Linked DNA regions of Homo sapiens: region 2 is linked to region 1. A link is a loop called in an ENCODE intact Hi-C map of the cell type or tissue named here. Cell type or tissue: endothelial cell of umbilical vein. All regions are shown on one strand.

What was found. A loop is a pair of places that touch in the nucleus more often than their neighbours do. Peaks named below come from ENCODE experiments on the same cell type or tissue, not always from the same donor. Only the 100,000 strongest peaks of a DNase experiment are listed, where the experiment ranks them.
Region 2: it touches region 1 in a loop (22-fold over the local background); 4 of 110 quality-filtered maps call a loop at or near these places.

What each region holds. Positions count from the first base shown.
Region 1 is chr12:66,857,615-66,865,614 of GRCh38, forward strand. It overlaps a transcript of GRIP1 not described here. Among named protein-coding and RNA genes, the nearest start is that of GRIP1, 180 kb to the left of the region's middle. In endothelial cell of umbilical vein, a CTCF peak has its summit at 3,730 (motif pointing left); a DNase peak (open chromatin) is centred at 3,737.
Region 2 is chr12:66,142,251-66,150,250 of GRCh38, forward strand. It overlaps TMBIM4 (transmembrane BAX inhibitor motif containing 4), which reads right to left. Exons shown (of 7, transcript NM_016056.4): 4 at 5,658-5,691; 5 at 3,591-3,708. Among named protein-coding and RNA genes, the nearest start is that of LLPH-DT, 16 kb to the left of the region's middle. In endothelial cell of umbilical vein, a CTCF peak has its summit at 3,066; a DNase peak (open chromatin) is centred at 3,081; H3K27ac peaks cover 1,112 bases.

The DNA.
Region 1 (8,000 bases):
GGAGGCATAAGTTAAGTGCTGGGTATTTTCCATCTATGCTCTAGGCACTGAGGATATATAAATGAATAAAATGTGGTTCCTGACTTCAAGGAGCTCATTTTGAGGTGCAGGGAGGTAAGGCATATCATCATATAAATTCAAAATAGGGAGACAAGAATAAGAGTAGTAAGCTATCATAGAAAGAGGAAAAGAGATGTGATCAGTGAGCTTCAAAGACTGGAGGACACTTGAGCTGAGTCTTGAAGGATAAGTACAAGCTTATCAAGTGTGCAGAGATGATGGAGTGTCTGAAACTACAGGTAAAGCCATATTAATGTCGAGCACAGAAGTGTGAACTGGTGCAGCACCTTGGAGGCTTTTGGTAGCTCAGTATCTCAGGAGTGTGAGGTTTATAGAGGAAACACTGCCTACCTTTCCTTTGATCATGCTTTCCAGGGCAAGTCTCTCAACAATATTCACCATGTTTTTTTGTTTTGAGGGTGGGGTGTTAATGTATGTCTTCACTTTCAGTACTATGAAGTTATTCAGCATGGTAAAGGAATAGATATTCTCCATAATTTAATAATATGGTTAGGAGATTACTGTATATATAAGAGATCATTTTTCTAATTTTCCAAATGGTCTGTATGCTCTTTACTAAAACAACGCTATAAAAGTATAGAAAATTATATATATAATATATGGCACTCTTACTGCTTCTTTGCAAGAATTTACTTTCAACACCATAGGTTTCATAACTCAGTTTTTATGCTTAAGAAATTAAGATGAAAGTGAATCTATTGTATGATATATCCTGGAACTACTCTTAAAAATATAAATTATTCAAAATCACTCAAATTGACTTGTGTTTCTTGGCATTTTTTGACTTTTTTTTGCAGATTCTAGCTACTAAAACTCTCCCCCAGATGGAATACTAGGTAATAGTGTCTACTGTTTCTCTAGGAAACACTTCATTTTCCTATAAAGAAAGATAAGGGTAAAACTTTAAGTGGTCAAGAGTCCACTTTTGAAAGTGTGTTGAGACAATAATCCAACAGAATTTATAATAGGCTTCTTTCGGAGTTGCTATCACCTCACCTCTATCCTCTTTGCATTTAAAAGAAAATCCTCTACTCCAAGGAGACATGGAAGTGAAGCAAAATTAAGAAATATTAAGAATTAAAGATGAGCTAGTGGTATGGGGGGAGAGGGGGATATGAGGGAAATACTAATTGAAGTGGAGAAAAATATCATCCTGGAAAAAAGATCTAGTATTTTTAGCATTAATTTGGTGACTTTTTTGTGGTTGTTGGTTATGGGAAAATTTTGATGTATCAGAGCTCTTCCGTTAAAGAATGAGATAACTTTGCCCATCAACAAATGATCACTATACCCATCATGACTAGGCTTTTTGGCTTAGTTTTCCTATTACATAATCCCTATGAATCTGTCCAGGTATTTTTTCCTAACAATTTCTACCATACCCTACACCACACTTTGCACATTTGGGAATATGAGCCATATGAAGGAATGTGAATTCACCATTGATATCAGCCAAATAAGCCAGAAGCAAAACCATTTTTGACTCTAAAATACTAAACGCAACAAATTGCCAGGAAATAGCAAAATGAGGCCCAAAAGACTAGCATATTCTCCACATTTTCTGAAAAAAAACAAAAAAACAAAAAAACAAAAAAACAAAAAAACAAAAAAAAACCAGTATTAGCCATCACAGAAATAGAAGCTATTTAGTTCCTTTAGCATTTGTGTATGGTCCATAAGTTCCTCACAAGAAGCAAGTTTCATTTTTGCCAACTGCACATGATTCTGCTTCTAAACCATTATTCAAACTCGAATATTAATTTATGCTTTCAGGTAAGTACACTACATAAATAAATAATACAAGTAGAAAAAAAAGTGACTCTGAATAAAATAATTTTCTCAGACTGAGCAACAATCCTCCTAATCTACAGGAACAAAAAGTAGTTGCCATCCCTTATCTTACTGGGATGTCTAATTCCATTCTCTATGGGAGACTCATCAAATGAACTTAGACAAAACAAGCAGTATCATATAAGTGTAGGTAATTACAACTATATTAACCTCAGAAAATGGTTTTGAAGAGATCACTGTCAATCTGGGCAATTCCTAAAAATAGTGCTCTGTGGGTGCTGCAGGGCTGTGTTATTCAACATCCTGATGAACACTAACTAGCAGGCAGCACCAGTTGCACTTGGGGGAAAATACTTGGCTTCTTAGTCCTCCTCAGCTCAGCATTAATAGATAGTCCTGTCCTATTACTAATTCTTCATCTGAAGGTCCCCTATCTGCAGCCAGTTTCTCCTTTCCTAAGATGGCAGGGCTCTGTTTATATTTCCAGGCATCCTGATGTAGAAACTCAGATGACTCACATGCAAGATATAAGTGATCATCACCTTCAGTCAGGAAGTCACCTTAAGTGCTTAACTTACAAACTTTCCAAAATTTACAATTTAATATAAGATCCTCAGATCCTTGGTCCGGAAATCAACTCTTTCCTTTGTTATCTATAGCAGGGGCTATAAGGATAGATAACTTATCGGAAAAGCCTGGGCTTCTAGGAGGCAGCTTCTTGAAGAAGCTTGGGCTTTCGAGTCTGACCCAACTAGGTGGAAGCTTTAAGTCATCACGTGCTTGCTGTGTGAATGCTTTGCATAGTTTCCTTTCAGGACAGTGGTATCTATCTCTTAGAGTTGTTACAAAGATTAAATATGAACCTCAGCATAATATGTACCAAACACGGGCACTTGGAGCATTCGTCTCTTAGCCCCTTTTTGAAAGTGTGTTGAGACAATAATCCGATACAATTTATAATAAGCTTCTTTCAGAGTTGCTATCACCTCACCTCTATCCTCTTCACATTTGAAAGGAAATCCTTTTTGCTGGATTGTACTTTTTTGCTGAAGTGTACTTTTTGTAACATGCTGCCCATTCACCGAGTGTAAGTTCCCCGGTGGTAGGTATCCTGACTTGACCACATCTGCAACACAAGCCCAAGTCCACTGCTTGGTGCAGATTAGGCTCTCAACACCTGCTTTACATTAAAGATGTGGAGGCCTTATGGTCAATGCATCTCAAACTTTAATGTGACTATGAATCACCAGAGAATCTTATTAAAATGCATATTGCGATACATAATGTCTAGAGTGGGCCTCAAGATACTCCCTTTTTTATAAGCACCAGATAGACCCATGCTTCCAGAACCACACTTTGAGTGAACGACATGCTAGTTTTCTTTCCTTACTTTCTGACTGCCACTATATTCCACATTGTGGCAACAGAAAGCAGTTTGTGGACATTTCATTCAAGGCCATTACACTATGCTCAACCATGTCCCTTCCTCAACACACAAAAAAGGGGAGGGCTACCCAGGATAATATCAGTGTGGAGACTATTTGCTGATATATCTCTACCTTATTAGGACAAGCTATTAAGTGAACTCCAATATTTATCATCAGAAAAATAAAAAGGTCCTTAAGGAAACATTAACAGTTTTACTATACCTCTTCTAGAGGGTAATGATACATAATAATATTCTGGCATATGATACACATTTATAAATCATTGGCATTTAATACCTTGTATTTCAAAAAAGTGTCATACCCTACGCTGTAATGTTAACAGAATGAGTATTTATAAATATACATGCCAGAAATGCAAACAGCCACATTTGCAAAGGCAACTGTCATCTGGTTACCACACAGTGCCATCTGCTGGACAGCTGCTGATGTGCAGCAGAAAAAAATGCAAGATGCTCTCCAGGAATAATAAAACATTTCCTGCAGCTTTTCAATGAGATTTACACAAACGAAGGCAACTTACACAGTTCTGCACTGGCTTGTTCAGAAAGAAGATTTTATAGCCCCTATGCTCTTTTGCTTAGAAAAGTAGAACAATTTTATAGAGATACGCATATTGCTGTGGGGCTAAAGGCTGAATACAGAAATCCCACATGGCCATGGAGAACAAAGAACTGTTTCTTTCTTCTGAAGAAAAATCTAGTTTTCTTATTACCACTGAAGTTTACATGAGTATTGTCTTCATCAATAAAATAATAGTTCACACTATTTTGCAGCACCTCTCACAAACAACAAATTGATATTAATAAAATAAAAACTATAATTTTCTAATCTATTTCACTTCTGAAAACAGGCTCCTCTTGAATCCTAAAATTGGTCAAAATTCTTTAGCACAAATGGTAAGAAAAGAATAAGTGGAAAAGACATAAGTCCTATGTAAGTCCTTATTGATATCTTTCATGGAAAACGCAATTTGTTCTACCATAGTAATGCTGTAACTTGGAAATGATTTAACAATTTCCTACCTGAATTAGTACTCAGTCTAGTCACAAGAACAGATCATTTAGGTCTCAGGTCTCATGCAGTCTTCAATTAAAAAAAATTAGGCAGATGTGTGGATTTAACTGGACACATTAAAGAATAATGATGAGTGCTAGGAAATATCTACTTTGGGATGTTAGAACCAATATATGTAACTAGGTCCTGTTAAGCAATTTTCTATGGAGGATCACAAAGGGCATTACTAGTGTTCACTCAATGACTCCTAGACTGGCTCTACTGAGGTTTTCCTAAGATTCTGAAGTGGAAAGTATGAATAAAATATGGATCAATAAAGTATCTTATAGGTACTTTAGAGGAACATTAAGTGAATTGCCTTAGGTCACAAAATCCTAATGGTGATGAAAAAAGAACCTGGGACTCCCAGCCCCTAGCTTAAAACACCTAAAGTACTTCCTCCCATGGAATACTTCTTGGAGGCCAGTTTCATAATTAATTTAAACAGCTTTCTGGGGCACATTAATTATGTAAGCTCTCTGTAGACTAGGCCACTACAAAAGGAGAAAATAGATTCCTCACTACCCATGAATGGGACTGTTTTCTTCTTTGTGACACCAAGGTGCTCTGAAAGCCCCTAGGAAGGAAACAGCACAGTGCCCACAGGGTGAAGAGCATGGCGGGGTGAGGGACACAGATTTCTCTTCTGGCTGTCTTGTCTCATTTTGTAGGATCTCTCAGTAGTCTAGGAAAATTGACCTTTCCAGCTGTCAAAGTCCCTCCCCAACAGAGCTTTATCAACCTCCGAGGGATGAATCCCATCTATAAATTTCCATGCCTAAGGGCCCTGCTGTACTGGCAGAGAGAATGCAGTCTAGATTCCATCTCTCTATGTGGTTAAGGCAGCATTACTCTTCTCTTCCCATATCCATATGAATTTCCAATGTGCTGCAGTTTCAGGGGAATTAAACCACAGTATTGTGAGCAATCTCTTAAATGATATAATGATGAAACTTAAAATATGAAATGTTGTACTATTATTGAAACACCGAGACAAAACAAGTACATGTAAAGTTGGATGATAACGTAGCATCTGATTAGGTTCAGAAAAAGGAATAATGTTCTTGGCTCATATGCGTTGAAGTCTAGGACCAAAATATGGCTTTGCCCACTTAAACTAACTGAAACTAAGGCTGACTGAAACTCCTTCTCTTTTTCTAAGCCAAATTACTTACGATTCCCCAAAGTGTACCTACATTTTTGAGCCCCATTGGAATTCATTGTTCCTGCCATTTATTCATTCATGCAGGCATAGAGCAAGTATCTATTAAAGCCAACTATGTGTAACACACTGTCCTAGGTGCTAAGAATATAGAACATTGAAGATAAATAAGTTCCTGTTCTTTTGAAGTTGATTTCTAATAGGGTAAGACAGGCAATAAATAAATAAATCTATAAATATATTAGTACTTAATAACTTGTAAGAAGCAAGATAAAGCAAGGTAAGAAGAGTGGTGAGTAAGTGTGTTTAGTCATCAGAGAAAGTATTTCTGATAAGATGACATTTGAACAGAGATCTGGAGGAAGGGAGGGAGAGAAAGGTGCATTTATATGGAGGAAGTGCATTCCTAGCAGAGAAGCAAAAGGAAAAAGTCGGTGTAAATGTTCTGAGAAGTGTATGCTTGGAGTGTTCAAGGAATAACTAAAAGGCCAGGTGGTGCACCAGTGGCAATAAGGATAAAAATGATAGGAAAGGAGAGCAGAAGATGCAGTGGGAATATCATACAGGGCAGTGTTCCTCATACGCCCTGTGTTAAAGAACTGGCTGTTTTTCAGGATCCACTGCAGATCGATAATTTTATAAAATGCAATTAAAATGTCAGTGCAATAACTACTGCTACAAAAAGCTTCTGAACCTGTCTCCTCACAGACCCATAGCAGTTCTCAGAGGAGCAGAGATCCAAGGACCACACTGAATTGTACTGAGAGCCCAGTAAGGCAGGGTGAGTCTGCTGAATTTTATTCTGAGGGAGCTGTGCCACCACTAGAAGGTTTTGAGCAGAAACTGCTGTTTCTTTCAACTGGCATGCCCTTCCCTCTCCAACACTTGGCAAGATCTTGCTTAATCACATGAACCATCTCCACCATTGACAAAGAGTATCTTCAACCAGGGGCCCTCTAAGCACTTCACATGTGTGGATCCCGAGTGGATCTCATGGCTTCTCTTCCACCCCTGCCAAAAGTGATGATACTCAATTTTTTTTCTCTTTTTCTTCTTTAAAATACTCTTCATGTCCTCAATATACACCATGATTTTTGAGTACATGTCCTATCCATCCAAACAGTCTATAAACTCCAAATATCAGAGACTATTTTATAAATCATTATACTTATTAACTTGACACTCCATAAATATTCTTGAATTGAGATCTACACTAGGTCGACAAAGATCAGTCATCAATAATATGATCTGACCATATAAAATAATTTTTAAAGGTCTGTTTAGGGCTGGGTGTGGTGGCTCACACCTGGAATCCCAACACTTCAGGAGGCTGAGGCAGTAGGATTGCTTGAGCCTGTAAGTTCGAGACCAGCCTGGGCAACACAGTGAGACCTCATTTCTATTAAAAATAAAAAAAAAATAGCTGGGTATGGTGGTGTGGGTCTGTGGTCCCAGACACTTGGGAGGCTGAGGCAGAAGGATCACTTGAGTTTAGTAGCTCAAGGTTGCAGTGAGCTATGATCACTCTAGCCTGGGTGACAGAGAGAGACCCTGTCTCTGAAAAATAAAATATAAGACCTGTTTATAGCATTTTAGAAAATGCTGACCTTTATCAAACTCCCTGTTACTCTGCAGATCAAATCCAGAAAATTATTGCTGCCTCAAAGGCTTTTGTAGTTCAAATCTCTTATCTCTGGCATATTTCTTGAAATACATAGTCCACTGGCTGGAACTGTTGACCATCTTAGTGCTATACAGATCTCTCTTCTAATGAAATGTGTTAGGATGCAGTTTGAACTGTAGAACTGAAAAATTTAAATGTTCCCTTAAAAAGTCAGTGACCAAGAAGCAGCATTGTTTGTATATGTCCCAGACCTATAGTTAATTTTTAAATTAGAAGTAACGATCTGCTGTGTTAAATGAGTAAGAGAATAATTCAACATCTGGATAAGGGAACTGTAAGATGAAAGCCCAGCAGCAAGTTGAAAATCTGACTTTCAGTATTTTAGCTCAAGGAAGCACGGCAAGAAGACCATTGCTCTAAAATCCAATATGAAAAAAGTTCATGTTGATTCTACCTCTATTTTTACCAGCAGAAACAGAGTTGGCTGTATATTCTTAAGTATTTGTATCTTTGGACTAAATCAAGATTTACTGTGATGAAATTCCTGATGTAAAAAAGAACAGTTCCTAATCAAAGAATCTTATTCTTTTTCTCAAGATTATAACTTTTTTCTTTAGACAATGAGGAAAACGCTTTCCTTAAGAGTAAGAAGCCAATAAGACAGACTATCTAAATAGAGCTAGCAGATCTTTGTGGTAGTTTTTTTTTTTTGCATGGATAGAAATATGTTATTTTCTAGCTGCAAAGGGACCTCCAAAATTTTGACACATACTGTTTTAAAAGGTCAACAACACATTCTGTTCATTACTCCATCCATCCATGCATCCATCCATCCAACCAT
Region 2 (8,000 bases), 720 kb before region 1:
ATGAGGTATCATGCTACCTCACAACATAGATCCTTCAGGACTGAAAGGGACTTAGGATTTGCTTTTTCATTCTTAAAGCCTAGGGAAATTCCAACGTTCCTGCACCATGGGGTATGGGGAAGGTGATATTAAGAACTTACAGCATCCGAGATATTACCCTACTTGCAGGCTAACAAGTTAGCCTGGCACAGTTTCATGGATGCATCAAGCTCCTAGGTCTGAGATAAAGGACAGTTTACAGTAATAACAGTAGTATCAGCATTTTTATGACAGGGCCCAGGTGATGCTAAGAGGGCCACATGACACCTACACACACAGTGGGTTGTGTTACAAGAGAGGAACCTTGAATTTAGGGAAGCAAGTCTTTTTTATAATGGAAAGTAAACATGCTTGCCCTCTGCTCTAGCGAGCACTATTTCTATCTTTCCAGGCTGTTCACTATTGGAAAAAAAAAACCCTTAAAAAGATTGTCTGGAACAAAGAGCAGTCAGCACATCATTCACAAGACATTCAGAAACACGAGACCCATGAAAAATCCTCTCCAATTCTTGTGGGCTTCTAATAAGACATTAGGATAGGGCTGCCAGAGGTCACTGGACATTAATTTACTCTTATTCACTAACTGGACAAGATCCTACATTTGAGCCTGATCAGACACTATTGACAATACATATTAAAACAGATACCTTTTCTCCACTACAACATCCAAGTTGAAATCTGACACACTTAGGCTCCCTGGTTAAGCAGCATGCCCCACCCAGCAACCTAAGTGTACACACACTAAAACAGTTATTTAGGGTCACAGGCTCCATTTGGTAAGTTTCTGGTAAGAAATTCAGCCTAAGACTTGTCAGTTTATGACAGCATTCTCTGTAGATACTGTAACAGGTAAAGATTTGAAAGTCATGTCCTACAAATATTCTGCCTAAGTTGTTAGTTCACTCTACTCTGACTCACATCTCATTAAATATTTAAGCATCAAAGAGAGCAAATTTTCTGAGAATATAGATAAGATATACCATGGACATAGTGCTGATTTTGCTATTCTAACAACTCCATCTAGAAGACTGACAAATCCTACCCTCATCCCTCTCAACAAGAAGCACAGAATAAAAAATAACTTACAAACAGTGATGTACCAGTAAACTGACTTTCTAGGAAAGAAAATGAGCCCTGATTTGTAGTGCTTCTTAATTTCTGTGGTGTACATACATCCTTCATGGCCTACTTTAAACTTCCAGCAGTTTAACAACTGACTTGCAAGATGCCTCATAAGCTGGCACAAGGCAACTCTAGCACACCAATGACCAGTTGCCACAGTTATCATATGTAGTTCTGAGATTTAATTCCTTTTGTGGCAGAATTACCACAGGATAATGATGTTGTAAAAACATCACAGCTTTAAGTCAATCTATGAAGCACTGCCACCATTGCCTGATACTACCATACATCCAAACATTTAACGCACTTCTTCAGTCCCTATTATGTCCCATAAACAGGTCAGAAGGAACAGCCTATAAACTTTTTAGAAAATATTTTCACAGAAAATCTTTTCCCTCGGTCTTTATATCCATTTTGGCACTCAGCTTCCACAACCACTTTGGCTTTGAGGCGTCACAGTAAGTAGTGCCATTAAGTTTTATTTAAAATGCAATAAAGTGCTACTCTTAAGTAGCTGAATCTATGGCATACTGACCAAAGTATAATTATTATTAGGATTTTGCTAGAGAGTCATTACATGGCAATATCCAGTAACTAATAGCAGTAGATGTGATTCAGTGGAGAACTGGGCTGTATACCAAGAGCAGTAGTGAAGTGTTAGGGTTTTAAATAGGTATACTGTAATCAAGTTTCCATTTTTGTATCACCCAACTGCTTGGTGGAAAAGAGGCTGGAAACTGTTAAGACTGGAGAATAGAGAGGCTGGTTGTAGTAATACAGGTAAGAGGCAATTTTGAAAGGGTTCCGTTTCCAGTACTACAGCAAGTAAGAACTATTCCAGACTAATTACTGCCCCTGTCCCACCCCGAAAAACTACTGAAATGATGCATAAAAGAGAAAACAAAGAATACGTTCTTAAAAACATCAAATAACTGTCAAGGTAGAATGGAATTATCAAATCAAAATCTAGGTAAAAGTGGAAACCCAAAGAAGTAATCATAGTACTGTAGCTGAATTTGCCCAACTACAAGAAAAGTCATCAATGCACTAAGCAGGGGTAAATTGCGGGGTGGGGGCAGAGAAGAACCATCCCTGGGAAATTGTCACCACAAGCTATCCCTTTGCTGATTTGTAGTCTAACTGAAGAACACTTGTGTGGTTGGGAAAACATCGTAAGCCATGAATTTAGTTTCAAGTGGACCCAATCCAATAGTTTTCCCAGATGCTAGGCGAAAACCCAAATACTGTATGGAAAAGTGCACCTTCAATCAAGGCCTCAAAGAAATTCAACAAATAGTTTTTCAAGGACAATTACATAGTCAAAAATAACTGAACACTTAAAGAAAGAAAATATCATAAGAATTATCAGAAACAGCAGACACAGACAGACGCACTTCAGAAATATCTGGTCTCAGATCTATATATGATCACTGTAATACCATTTCTATCAATCAATGTAAATTTATTATGAAGAGGCTGAAATATAAGGCAAGTTTACCAGAAAAGGATTTAAGAGAGATGATACTGGAATTAATGAAAGGGAGGGAACAGTTGGAGATTGGGTTGAGAAGAGGAAGTAGAACAAAACTTTCATCATATATGCCACACAAATATGTATGAAACATCCTTCCAAAGAAGGAAAAGAAAATAGAAAATGTTACCTCTCCCTAAATCAAACTCCATTCTAATGAAACTATTTAAGCAGCTCGCGCAATTGTCAGTGTTGGCTGACCAACTATATTTTATCTCAATAGAGACTTCTGGTGTTCTGGATTACCAGAATAAAAGGGGTGGGGGAGGAAAGAAAGTTTAGCAAGAGCAGAGTTTTGTAAATAGTGTTGTAACAGGAAAAAGAAAACGGTTGGGTGACTGTGCCAACAGGAAGCCACTGTGAGCTTAGAAAAGAGTCTATGCATTCCTACCAGGTGAGGGCAATGCTGTACCATAATCCTAATATAAAAAGGATCATTCCGTATATTTGTTTGAGGAAGGATACAGGTTAATCTAGATGGATCAAAAGGTCTTAAAGTTCATGCAGACCCTTTCAATACCTGTACTAATTACAGCGCTTCTTCCAAGAAGACGTGGATGGTCTTGGTAACATTTATGCTAAGACAAAGACTGAAGTAATTTCAGTAAATTCCATAATGTTAATAAAGCATACAAGCTTAAACTCTCTGGAAAGCTTATTTTTTTTTTTAATTCACTTCCCTTTCACTATAGGAGAGAAGCAAATAAGTCAAAGCCACTTTCCATTTCTGTGTATGTTCTAGGAGTAGGACCTGGCCCTAGTACTCAAAGAGATGATCTCTTATTACCCTCCATTTTAAAAGACAGTACCCAAAAATAACAGTGTAGCACATTCCTCAAAACCACCTATAATAATTAAAGACATCTATCTATTATATCCAAGAATATATACAACTTACCCTGCTCCAAATTTGCTGAAATCCTTCTTAGATTGTAGAGTATACACAGTCAAACCAAAAAATACTGTAGTAGTCAGTATGAAAGCTTGCAGAATAATATATACATCATAGAAAGTAACTGTAAAATTAAAACACTGATTAACATGCATATAAACATGCTCAATACAAAACAGCTTTTTCTGGCATTTTATAGAAATGCTTCATTTTCTCCTGTACTTTATGCCAATAAAAACAATTAGAAAAGATTTCTTATCCATCCTTGACTACATGGGTACAGTGAAACCACACCCATAATGCAATTAACAGTCTCCAAAAAATTCATTCATACAAAATCAGAGGTCACATTATTACCAAGTTAATGAAATGACTGGAGAGCTATCACGCCTGTAGCCAGTTTGGAGTTCTACAGGTATGGGAGTGATTCTCAGCCATCTCTGTCCCAGGCACAGTTTACCACCATCTGTGGTGATTGTCCATTATGGTTTAAATATCAATAGGGATGATTCTGGGTCTCCTGCCTGGCTGGGAATTCCTGGACAGTAGCAGCAAATCCAGCAATCATCTAGTTAGTTATACTTGGTTTATCAGCCCAAATCAAGGAAATTGGGAAAGAAAAATATTGGGGCTGTCTGGGGTTGCCTACCATTCACTTACCCTGCAGAGGACAGAAACCAACCACTAACTGCTTTATATCCAAATGTGTATTATCTTGGAGTACATTATTTTGGGGTTTACTGAATATATGCCAAATTCCTTTCTGTAATTTTAGAATAATCATCCATTCAATTATGGCTATTGTAATAAAACTCCTTAACATTTTAATAAATTGCAAAGTTATAACCTCTTGGAGGTTAACTGCTTTGAACCCAAAGCCATTTAAGTAATTTTTAATTTTTCAGGGGAGTAATTATTCATGTTCTTTCTATCATTAAATGCTACATGATTGGAATTTCTCTGTTTATGCCATTACAGGATTAGGAAGGTGAACATGGAAAAGATAAGACATGAAGTCCATTTTGCTTCTTGTCAGTAATTTAAGTATACGATTAGGTTGAAAAGATATTGCAATTACTGAGGAAAATAATGTTCTCAGATTACCTCATCTATGTTTTTCTACCCCCAATTCCAATAATCCTGAAATGAATCTCTCTCCTACATTCTTTATACATAGTAGGGGCTGGAGAAGGGAGAGATGGATTTGATAACCTTAATAGTAAGTAACATTAATAATAAGTAAATATTAATAATACTTCCTTTCTCTGTTAAGAAGCTTCAATCCTATTTATTATTTATTACTATTTATTTATATTGATTCTTTTAAAAAGAGATTACAAAAACATACAGATTAAACAAAACTGGCATAGAAAGGTTAAAAAAACTAATGACAAAGTAGGAAGAGTTAAATATATTAACTATAAGGATAAACAACTTGCTATTATGGAGAGTAATAATTAACTCTGACCTTTTTGGTACTCAAGGTTAACCATTTTGAGACAATCAGAATTTCTATTCTTAATTTACTGAAATTTTTTATTTGAGGCATTACATAGGGTACATCAAGTAATTATAACAGAAACGGCCTTCAAACACATATTTAACATGAAATACAGAGCAGAAATTACCACTGTTTCTTGCAGTGCCATTTGATAAAATATGAGGATATAATGTTAAAGCACAGTTCAGTTTGGCACAGGCCAGTTAAAGGAGTTAAGCTCATACATATGATCAAAGTACGTGGCTCAGAACACATGTTCTCAGTTACTTGATGATAACTTTAAATTAGGGAAAAGATTAGCTATAGTTGTCTTATTTTTCTAAATGGGTAAACAAATGAAATACTGTTCTCCATTCCTTTTATTTTTCTTTTCCACTTCTAAGCTCAGCTGAAATATGTAAACGATAAATATCTAACTTTTGCTTATACTTTAGAAATTATTTGTCCTATGCTATATTTCTGAAATATGATATTCCATGATGTTAAACTTTAGCCCCAAATACCTTTTTACCTGAAAGATCTATCTACATTAAAAAGTTATTATAACATATAGAAATGCAGTTACGGCTTACCAACAACTGCCACAGTCAGAGCTTCCAACAGCGTCTAATGAAAAGAAACTTAAATTAGTGACTGTAAAATTTATACTATCTCATGTACATTTTCTAATTTCTAGCAGCTTAATGTGATCCCATATGAATGATCTCATTTTAGCTTCAAAGCAGCCCTGCGAAGTATATGGGGCAGTTAGTAAACCCACCATAATGAAAATGAGACCTCAGTATATTGAGTGGGAATATTAACATTCTAATTCTGATACTATGACTCTTTAAGCTCTAATCGCATATTTGTAACAGGAAGACTATAAATATAGAACATTCTGTTTTTCTTACTGTGTAATATAAATAAAAATACAATTGCAAAATTATGTGCACATTTATAAAACCTCAATACCTCACACAAACATAGGAAGAATAAAATATTTAGGTAGTACTTTGGTGTGGGAGTCTTGAAAGTGTTTCCCAATATTCATTCTCTCTTTCTTCCCTAATAACAGAATTTTTACCTGGACACATGGCTGTTCAGATTAAACTGCATTTTTTCAGTCTCCTTTGCAACTCTAGGTCTGACTACGTAACGATACTCTAGCCAATTTAATGTGACTAAGATAGGAATTCAACTTCTGGATTGTGCTCTAAAAACAAAGAAAGACTTGCTCTCCCCTTCCTCTTCTCATTTGTTTGTATTAATAACTGGATACTCTGTGGCTATGGAAGTGATCTATCTTATACCATATGATCTATCATATACCACTCTAGGAATGCCTGGACCTTAGCAGAAGCGTGGGCCCTTGTCACCTTCACTAAATTGTCATTCAAATTTTTACATGAAGAGAAATAAACTATCTTGTTTAAGCCATTGTTATTTTGTCACTGTTTAAGTCAAGTCAGAAGTAGCTGAACCCATATCCTAAATAAAAGACTTGGGGATACTGAGCCATGTCCTCTAGCCTCCCTTTCCCCTTAATTACAGTATCTTTATTTTGTCTTATATCCTTACTCTAGATAGATTTTATCAATCATCTGATAGACCATATCACAAAGGCAAAGCCAGAAATAAAGGCAGTGGCTGTATAATCACACTCCTGGTAGAAGCATCCCTGTACTCCACCCTACCTGATATCAGGAAACCATCAGCACCAGAGCAAAAATGGTATTAGAAATTGTACATAGATGTGGAGGCAATGGAACTGCTGTCACATTTTAATGCTTTTAGTAGTGCCAGCAAAAATGGTAGCAAAAGATGATAGAAATTTTTTTCTGGGCTGGGCATGGTGGCTCAGACGTGTAATCCCAGTACTCTGGGAGGCCGAGGCAGGTGGATTGCTTGAGTCCAGGAGTTTGAGACCAGCCTGGGTGACACAGCAAAACCCCCTCTCTACGAAAAACACAAAAAAATTAGCCAAGGATGGTGACATGCGCCTGTAGTCCCAGCTACTTGGGAGGCTGGGAGGTGGGAGGATCGCTTAAGCCCAGGAGGCAGAGGTTGCAGTGAGCCAAGTTCGTGCCACTGCACTCCAGCCTGGGTGACAGAGAGAGACCCTGTCTCAAAAAAAAAAAAAAAAAAAAGAAAGAAAGAAATTTTTTTGGGGGGGGCAGGGCAACATGATTATACTATATTCTTGCTATTTATGACAAGATTTTAGGAAAGAAATCCCATACACATTCAAGTATCTAAGGAAACAGGATGGTATAAATAAGAGTTAAGATAAGACTAGGAAAACATGATAATGTCCCTTTAAAACATATACACACATGCTCCTCGAGTTACAATGGGGTTACATGCCAATACACCCCACTGTAAGTTGAAAATATCGTAAGTAAAAAATGTAGCTCAGAGTGTCTTTGGTTAAAGAATCACCAATGCTTAAAGTCTGAAATTTCGTGGTTGCATATTGCTTTGACACCATCATAAAAGTGGAAAACATTAAGGTGAATGATTCTAAGTTGAGGACTATCTATCTATCTGTCTGTCTGTCTATGTGCATGCATACACACACACACACACTCCTACTAGGGCAAGATAAGATTCACCTCCTTTCTTATCTTGGTGGATCAGGACCAAAAAACTCCTAACGTTAAAGGTCCCTGAGTAATTTAAGGAAATGTATTGTACATACTTATTTGTTAAACCATTTTTAGCTATGGGCATGATGAATAGATTTAACAATCAGTGATTATCTTGCCTATAAGCATTTGGTTGATACTTTTCTAGTGGGACCTCTCCCTGCTGGGCAAAAGTTGAACCACACCCTCTTCCCACACAGAAATCAGTCTTTCTGAGAGGAGGCTACATGTAGATGCGAAGAGGAATTCTATATGGCCGTCTTTTTTTTTATACTTCCTCTTTCCTGA